2 separate regions of the Mus musculus genome follow, and region 1 is linked to region 2. The links are chromatin contacts, found by Hi-C or POLR2A ChIA-PET in ENCODE. All regions are on one chromosome and are shown on one strand. Each heading gives the region's core, a stretch centred on a gene start or an enhancer-like site at or near the end of the contact. The rest is flanking DNA. Distances are from core to core; before and after follow the strand shown. Region 1 overlaps Ccdc162 (coiled-coil domain containing 162). Region 2 holds the start of Cd164 (CD164 antigen).

Evidence for each region. Hi-C counts contacts between places; a loop is a spot of excess contacts on that map. ChIA-PET counts read pairs that join two places held with the same protein, here RNA polymerase II (POLR2A).
Region 1: a loop to region 2 is called in a map of gastrocnemius, with 8 times the contacts of the local background. The contact joins the enhancer-like site here to the promoter of Cd164 in region 2. A Hi-C loop is called at or near these places in 9 of 37 maps with a recorded cell type or tissue (CH12.LX, gastrocnemius, heart and 1 more). POLR2A ChIA-PET finds 5 or more read pairs at or near these places in 5 of 5 experiments (Patski and embryonic stem cell).

Annotation. Positions count from the first base shown.
Region 1 is chr10:41,597,037-41,600,525 of GRCm38, reverse strand. Ccdc162 (coiled-coil domain containing 162) reads left to right here. Exons shown (of 48, transcript NM_001358562.1): 30 at 1,971-2,109. Among named protein-coding and RNA genes, the nearest start is that of 5730435O14Rik, 31 kb to the right of the region's middle. Within about 2 kb of position 2,083, at least 2 of the 3 ENCODE cell types and tissues checked have a DNase peak (open chromatin) inside an H3K27ac peak, as active enhancers do; they include gastrocnemius and heart, where a contact is called at or near this core.
Region 2 is chr10:41,517,815-41,521,278 of GRCm38, reverse strand. Cd164 (CD164 antigen) reads right to left here and starts at 1,779. Exons shown (of 6, transcript NM_016898.2): 1 at 1,579-1,779. The coding sequence starts at 1,744.

The DNA of each region.
Region 1 (3,489 bases), core at 834-3,333, 79 kb before region 2:
TAAAAACACTTATTGCCCATTTGTTTTTCTTCTTTTGAGCACTGTGTTTGGTCTGGTCACTGATCTTTGAATCAGCCGTGGGGTTTCTCAGTGTTTAACTTTCGCAGTTTATGTATTGCAGACATCCCCCACCCCCGTCTGAAGTGGGCTGCTTGGTTTGCTGATGGCTGCCTTTGCTGGGCAGGTTCTTAACATCGCACAATTGCGTTCATCAACTCTTGTGTGCTGGGGGACTCCTGTTCAGCCCTGGCCTCTGCTTACTGTGCAGCTCTGCTTCAGGGATTCAAGGTTTTAACTCAGGCCTCTGTCTGTTTCTAGTTGATTTTTGTCACATACAAGTGTTTTGATCACAACCAAAAGAGAGCAGCACAATGGACGTGCTAAAATGGAGAAAGTCACTGTGAGCCAGGCACTCCAAGGGCGCTGTCTTTATCTACAGCCACGTCCTCAAAACCTGGACCCAAATACTTTGTATATTTACATCTCTATGGTGCTTTACTCATAGGGTAGGCGGGGTTTCATTTATTTATTTTCTTTTACAAGCGACCACAGATGGCTGTAAAAATTTTCGTTTGGTTGCCACTTGCCTGAAGATGTGTTGCTTGTAGACCAAAACCACAAGCCATAGACAAATGGCACTCAGTGACCAGCTCTGCTCCTGCCATGCACCTCAAAAGTTCTGCAGTTTGTGTTCCTGATACTTCCCTCTCATTGGGAACTTCTCTGTAGCCCGATGGAGCTATCACATTCAGAGAACTCTTGTTTGTTTGTTTGTTTGTTTATTATGTGATGATTAGACCCAATTATTTGGGACTGGGAAAACCCCAATCATCTATCTGTCATGTGTAGAATAACAGTGGGACACGGAACCTGGACCGCTCATCTTCCCCAACGTCACATGAAAATGTCGCAAGTACCAACAGCCATTCTCAAGGCTAGAACAGCTCTGGTCAAACTCACACACACAGCTTCATTCCCATAGTCCTCTGTTTCCTGGTGTGCGAAGGGCTGAGGAGGCCCAGCACTGGCCAGGTAGGAAGAAGGCTGCTTGGGTCTGGAATGGCTGCCAAGAGAGGAAGCACCCTCATCAATGTCCTTGAGCAATGCCCGTCTTGGGCTGCCATGGAGGGACACTGACCACAGCTTCACAGCCTGTCCTGTCCCAGGGTGGAAAGCTGTCACCCCCCTCAGCGGAAGCTGACAAACGTTTTTTGGACAGCTGATATTCAGATAGCCCTGAACACACAGCCCTGACGGGCTCCTGCGTGTTTGCTCTTTTTTGCTGAGCTCTCCGGTTTCATCTCCCTCCTTGAGCCAAGGGCAGAAGGCCAGGTGCAGGCCAGGTTCCTCAGCCCAGCCCGGGTGTTCCAGAAAGCTGCTCTTTCCAGTTTTTATCTGTGGATCCTTCTTTTGTGGCAAAGGTTCAATTCCTGAAATGGCTCGAATCGCCTAGAAGTTCATATGTGAATATGTATACACATATATGTGTGTACAAGTATGTCTATGCATCGCATCTTTGTACTGGCTTTCTGACTCGAGTCTTTCAGTCCATGCACTGGTGACAAAGGGAAGCCGATTCTCTCGGCATGACAATGAAAATGAATGTAGGCTCTATCTGACAGTAACTTGAAGTCCCTAGTGGGTATTCTGAGGACCTCCTCATCCCATGCCATTTCTTACTCCTTCTGTTCTGAGACCATGGCTTTGCTGATTTCAGACTTTGAACAGTATGTTCTTACTGTGCTAAAGCCAGGGTGTTTCTATCCCCCAGAGGAAAGAAGGAAGGGTAGCTAAATCAGACCTGGTTTCCAAAGCTGCTGGTCTTGCAAGACATATAATTAGCACGTCCACAAACAAAGGAAGTCTGATTTGGGTGACTACTTGGTCCCGGAGGTGAAAGGCAAGTCTGATGGGTTGGCTTCGGCAGTCTGTATTTCACAGTCTGACTTGAGTTGTTGCCTGCTTTCTAGGGAATGAACTTCAAGAGCTGCAGAAAATGATTGACAGTCTCCAGAGACCCCAGGACCCGAGCCAGGTGGCCCAGGCCCTCCTCCTCCGCAGGGAGGTGACGTTGCTGCAGTTCGATGCAGCCATGAGACATCTCCTCCGGTAAGGGCTAGAGAAGTACTGTTCCTGCCAACTGGATTCTGCTGAGCAGGTGCTTGCAGAGGCCCCATTCAGGGAGGCCACGGTTAGCAAGATTAGAGAACCAGCCTAAAATAGGGCTGCAGATAGATCCGGCACACTGGCTACCAAACGTTTCTTGCAAAGCCTGTGTGTGCCTGTGTGTGTGAAGTCTGCCCTGGTGCTCCTGAGGTTTTTCACGACATTTCCTAAACAGCCTCAGTTTGTGTCATAGGGATTAAAGCTTTTGTGTTTCTGAAGATCATTATTCTGAAGAGTTCATTTCTCCTTTTCCGCTCTACCTTTCAAAGGGACAGCTTTCACTGACCACCTGACGCTCCTAGGACTGGCTACAGGGGTTGATTTTTAAATAAACTCTACCTTGGTCTTACAGGAAGCATTTCCTCAAGTTTGATGCATACAAAAGTTTTATGTGGCTGATTAGTCAGGATTTTAATGGATTTGGATTGAGTTTGGATTAATATTCATGTTTCCAGAAAATGTTTTATATGAGAAAGAAAAAGAGTCGGCCTAAGGACCCCTGGATTTGTAAAGGGGGAGGGTGTTAGGGGGAGTGTTAAAAGCCTGTTGCTTTTAATTAAAGGGCATCAGCAACAGAACTAGTATCTTGCTATGTACCCTAGGAAATCATGAAACTGAGTAGCCAAAGCAGGCCTTGAACCTGGGATCCTTCTATCTTAGTTAGCCTCCTGAGCCGTCAGCCTATTCACCAGTCCAACTCTAATGATCCTTTTATTTCGTTTTGAAAGAAAGTCTTAATTTGTATCCCTTGTTAGCCTGGAACTTGCTCTGTAAACAGGACAGCCTTGAGTTTGGACCAGCCTTCTAGTGCCCAGATTACAGTCATGAGCCTCCCCCCACCCGCAGCCAGCTCCAGTTACTCCTAAATTACCAAAACTTACCAACTTTGTCCAATTCATCTCCAGTGTGAGATGAATTCAGCCAAGAAGGGGCCCAACGGGCTGTAGCAGAGATTACACGTGTTTCCCACCCTTAGCACGGTGTATCCATACAGAATCCATAGAGAATATCTCAGGGAATTATAGTGAGTGAACATATTCTTTTACTTAGCATTTGCTTGTTTCTGCCAACAGTCCTTGGGTTTAGAATATAAATTTAGCAGAGTGCAAAGCTTCATGCTGACTTTCTTACTTTTTATTGACAAACAGCTTTGGATCTGTAGCTTAGTTTAGTTTGTGAGCTGTAAAGCTGTAAAGACTGCTAGATAGTCACCAAGTTGGCCACTGAATTGACCTTTACTCTGAAAGCCCAAGGGTTTGTTCTTTCTTCCGTTGTGGTTTGGTTCCAGCCATAGAGGGTTCTGTCTGGTCCTGTTTTAGGGAA
Region 2 (3,464 bases), core at 530-3,029:
CCTGGAAATGCTCCTAAAGGGGCCACTGTCATATATGTGCCCGACAGCAATCCAAACCTGTGGGTCCTGACCCCTCTGGGGGTGTGGGTGAGTGGAACAGCCCTTTCACAGGGGCCTGCTAAGACCATCTGCCTATCATATTTACATTAGGATTCAAAACAAGCAACACAATTAGTTACAAAGTGGCAACAAAACAACTGTATGGTTGGGGCTTCGGGAACACTAAACCAAACAATCCAGAAATTAGAATTTAGCAGGCCAGAATGGAGCTAAGTTCCTTTCTTTTCTAGAAACTAGTCGCCTGCACCATTCTCCTTTGCTGAAGCCCTGGATCTCAACACGTATTTACTGCAAACAGGACACGAAGAACCATTCATAAAGTACTCGTTCTTAAGACACGCTGTTCACAACAGTGTAGCCTGATAATGGATGCAGCCTTCGGAATGCTGCAGCTAACCCCGTAATTGCCAGAAAACACAAGTTATCTCCTCTGTGGGCATTTCAATTATACAAGGCAATTAACTTGTATTTCCAGGCTTCTCTTAAAACAATATGAAGAACCCACACATTACAAGTCTGGGAGGAAATTGTCAAGTAGGTAGGAGTCAAACAATATTTTACTTTATCACTTTAACCGTGATAGAGATTCCCAGAACTGTTCTGTAATTTACTTTGTTCATTTAAAAATATCTGTTACCCTAGCATCCTTCTAACAAAAAATCGGGAACTACTTAGTTTTATTCATATTAAAAAAAAAAAAAAAAAAAAAAAACCAAAACCCTAGAGAAGGCACTAGGACAAGTCAATCTTTAGGTTGAGAAGCGCAGTTACTAGATTAAGAGCAATAACCAACTTAAAGCACGTCGTGTTTTCACCTCATTACTTCAAATTTACCTTCTGTCTCATTTGCGTCGTCACGGCCTATGCCAATTTGTACAAGCCTTAACGAACCCTAGAGTTGAACAAAAGGCGTGTTCCTTGATCGGATTTCAGAAAAACGGACAGACTGAATTTCAACCTAACTCCACAGCCTTAAAACACAGGCCCCCGGGAGATCACATCTTGCTCTTTATATGTCCCTAGGTTTCACTTCTCATCATCCGCCACAAGCCTCGTTCTTCCCTTACCACTCAAATCTCAGATACAGCCAACACCGCTCAGCTAAGTCAACGTGAAGTTACAGGAGGCTCGCTGGTGGGAGGGGGCAAAGGGACACCCAACTCATCTCTAAATGTCCCCCACCTATCCCGAACTCCTTCATTAGAAACTTCCGGAGAAGTTTCGAGGGGAGGACAAGAGTCTGTCCCACGAGCCCAAAGTTTGCGCACCCCGCCGACCGCGGGGCGCGTCGCCTCGTCCAATTACTCCTAACTGCCACCGCGGAAGCAAGCCACGTCGCCGTCCCGAGCTGCGGCGCGGAGTTACCAGGCGCTTGGGGGGATGGCGCCTCTGAGGGCAACGCTCGCGGCCTAGCTCGCCTGTCGCCTTCGCCCCCCACCCCGTCGGGCCGCCGTCCTCCGGCCGGGCGGCCATGTTGCGCGAGTCCCCACCGGCTCGGCGCGTGCGGCGGGCGCCCACCTGGTAGCACGGTGGGCATTTGCGTCGTCGGGACCACTTTGGTGGTCGTGGTCGGCACCTCGGTCACGTTGGGAGCCAGGGTGGTGATGTTGGGCTGCGCGGCCGAGACGCAGAGCACGGCGAGGCAGGTGGCGGCCCAGAGCAGTCGGCGGGAGGAGCCCGACATTGTGTCTTCAGCCCAGGCGTCCGGGAGAAAAGCTGCGGCAAAGCAGGCTCCGTCTAGCACTGCGTCCCTGCGGCGCCGCCCCCCGAGAAGCCCGCCCCGCGGGAGCGCGCGCCGGTCACGTGAGCAGCCCGGCGGGGCGGGGCGGAACGGGCGAGACCACTAGGAAGCCGGCCGGAGGGAGAGAAGCGGCCGCGGAGACCTCTAGGGCAGCAGTCCGTGCGTCGCAAGCCGTCCTTCTTGTCCTGGGAGGATCACGCGCGGCACAATGGAGCTTTCCTCACATCTGCACCACGGATGATCTCCCCCCGCCCTGGCAAGGATGGAACTGCCCACGTGACGTAGCGAGGGGCGTCCACCTGCGCCGCCTGGGAGGCGGGCCGCGAGGTGTCACGTGACCCCTCGGTAGCGCGCTGCGGGTAAGAAGCCCGGAGGCTCTGAGACCGCTGAGCTTGAGTTCTGCTGACCGCGCTCGCCTAGGGCTCTGTAGGAGCCGCCTTTTCTTCCGTGAAGCTTGATTTATTTTTAAGTGTGAATTTTTGTTTTTGAGAGTTCGGGGACTCAGTAATGACGGAACCACGGGATCCAAGAGTTTGCCGGGCCACTGGTTCAGTGCCCGTAGCTGTGGGTGGGACCGAAAGTGATCTGTCCCGGACGCTTCCTTGTCGTAACCGCCACCGGTGCCCTTGCCTCACCTGCTTCTTCCGAGTCACTCAGAGATCCGCAGTAGGGATCGATCTGTCCCAGCCCCAATCACTGTGGTCAGAGAGGAAGACGGCTAGGGATGAAAAGCCTTCGTGCCTCTTCCTATCCCCACATCACGAGCGACGAAGTATGAGACTTGGGGAAAGTGACCTGACCCTGACACTAGGATAGCATAGTGGCAGAACAGGCATTTTCAGTGCCTGTTGGCGGACTCTGGCTCTCTTTAGTCGTGAGCGCCATCTGATGCCGGGTCTCACAAAATAATCAACGCTTGACATGCTTATAGTAGGTGGTTTTGGTTTTTTTTTTTTTTTTAAATGAGACTTGAAAATGATAGGTAGAGCTAGGAATGTAGTTCATTTGGTAGAACGATTGTCCCTCATGCAAGAGTCCCTGGGTTTTGCACTATGCTGTCTTGATTGTTTAGCGTTTGCCATATTTTATGTTACAATTTTAATGTCATAATTTTAATTATGCATGTGACCCTAATAACAAGAATATCAGATGTTTCGGTGGTGTCTGTTTCGCTGTAGTATGCATTTTAAAAAATGACTCTAAAAGCATTTTTACAACTTTAGCGAAAGATTGAAAGCCCTTATTTCTGCCAGTAATGAATTTAATGTGGTTCCTTTGTGGGTGTACTCTGTAAAATAAATATGAGCCAGTGGGTTGTGACTGACCAAATCAATGGTCTTAGCATTAAGGTGCAGTCAAATAGTCATCATAAGAGCTTTAGAGAAGCTGCTGTTCTCTCAAACGCCTCACATGACACCTAGGCTAAAAGAAGAACTTCTGTTTGGAGATTTTAAAGCAGAGGTTATGTTCCATCTCCTCTTCCTGCTCCCAAATCGATGATCTCATTTGTCCCTAGGATGAACACACTCTGCTGTGGGGACCATTGATTTAACAGCTTGTCACTTGAGTGTTCCAACTATAGTCATCAGATTTCCTTTCGTTTCTATAAGGGGACAATTTCAAGACTAACAAACTGCTGGCTCGGTTTATTTTAATAGCATAT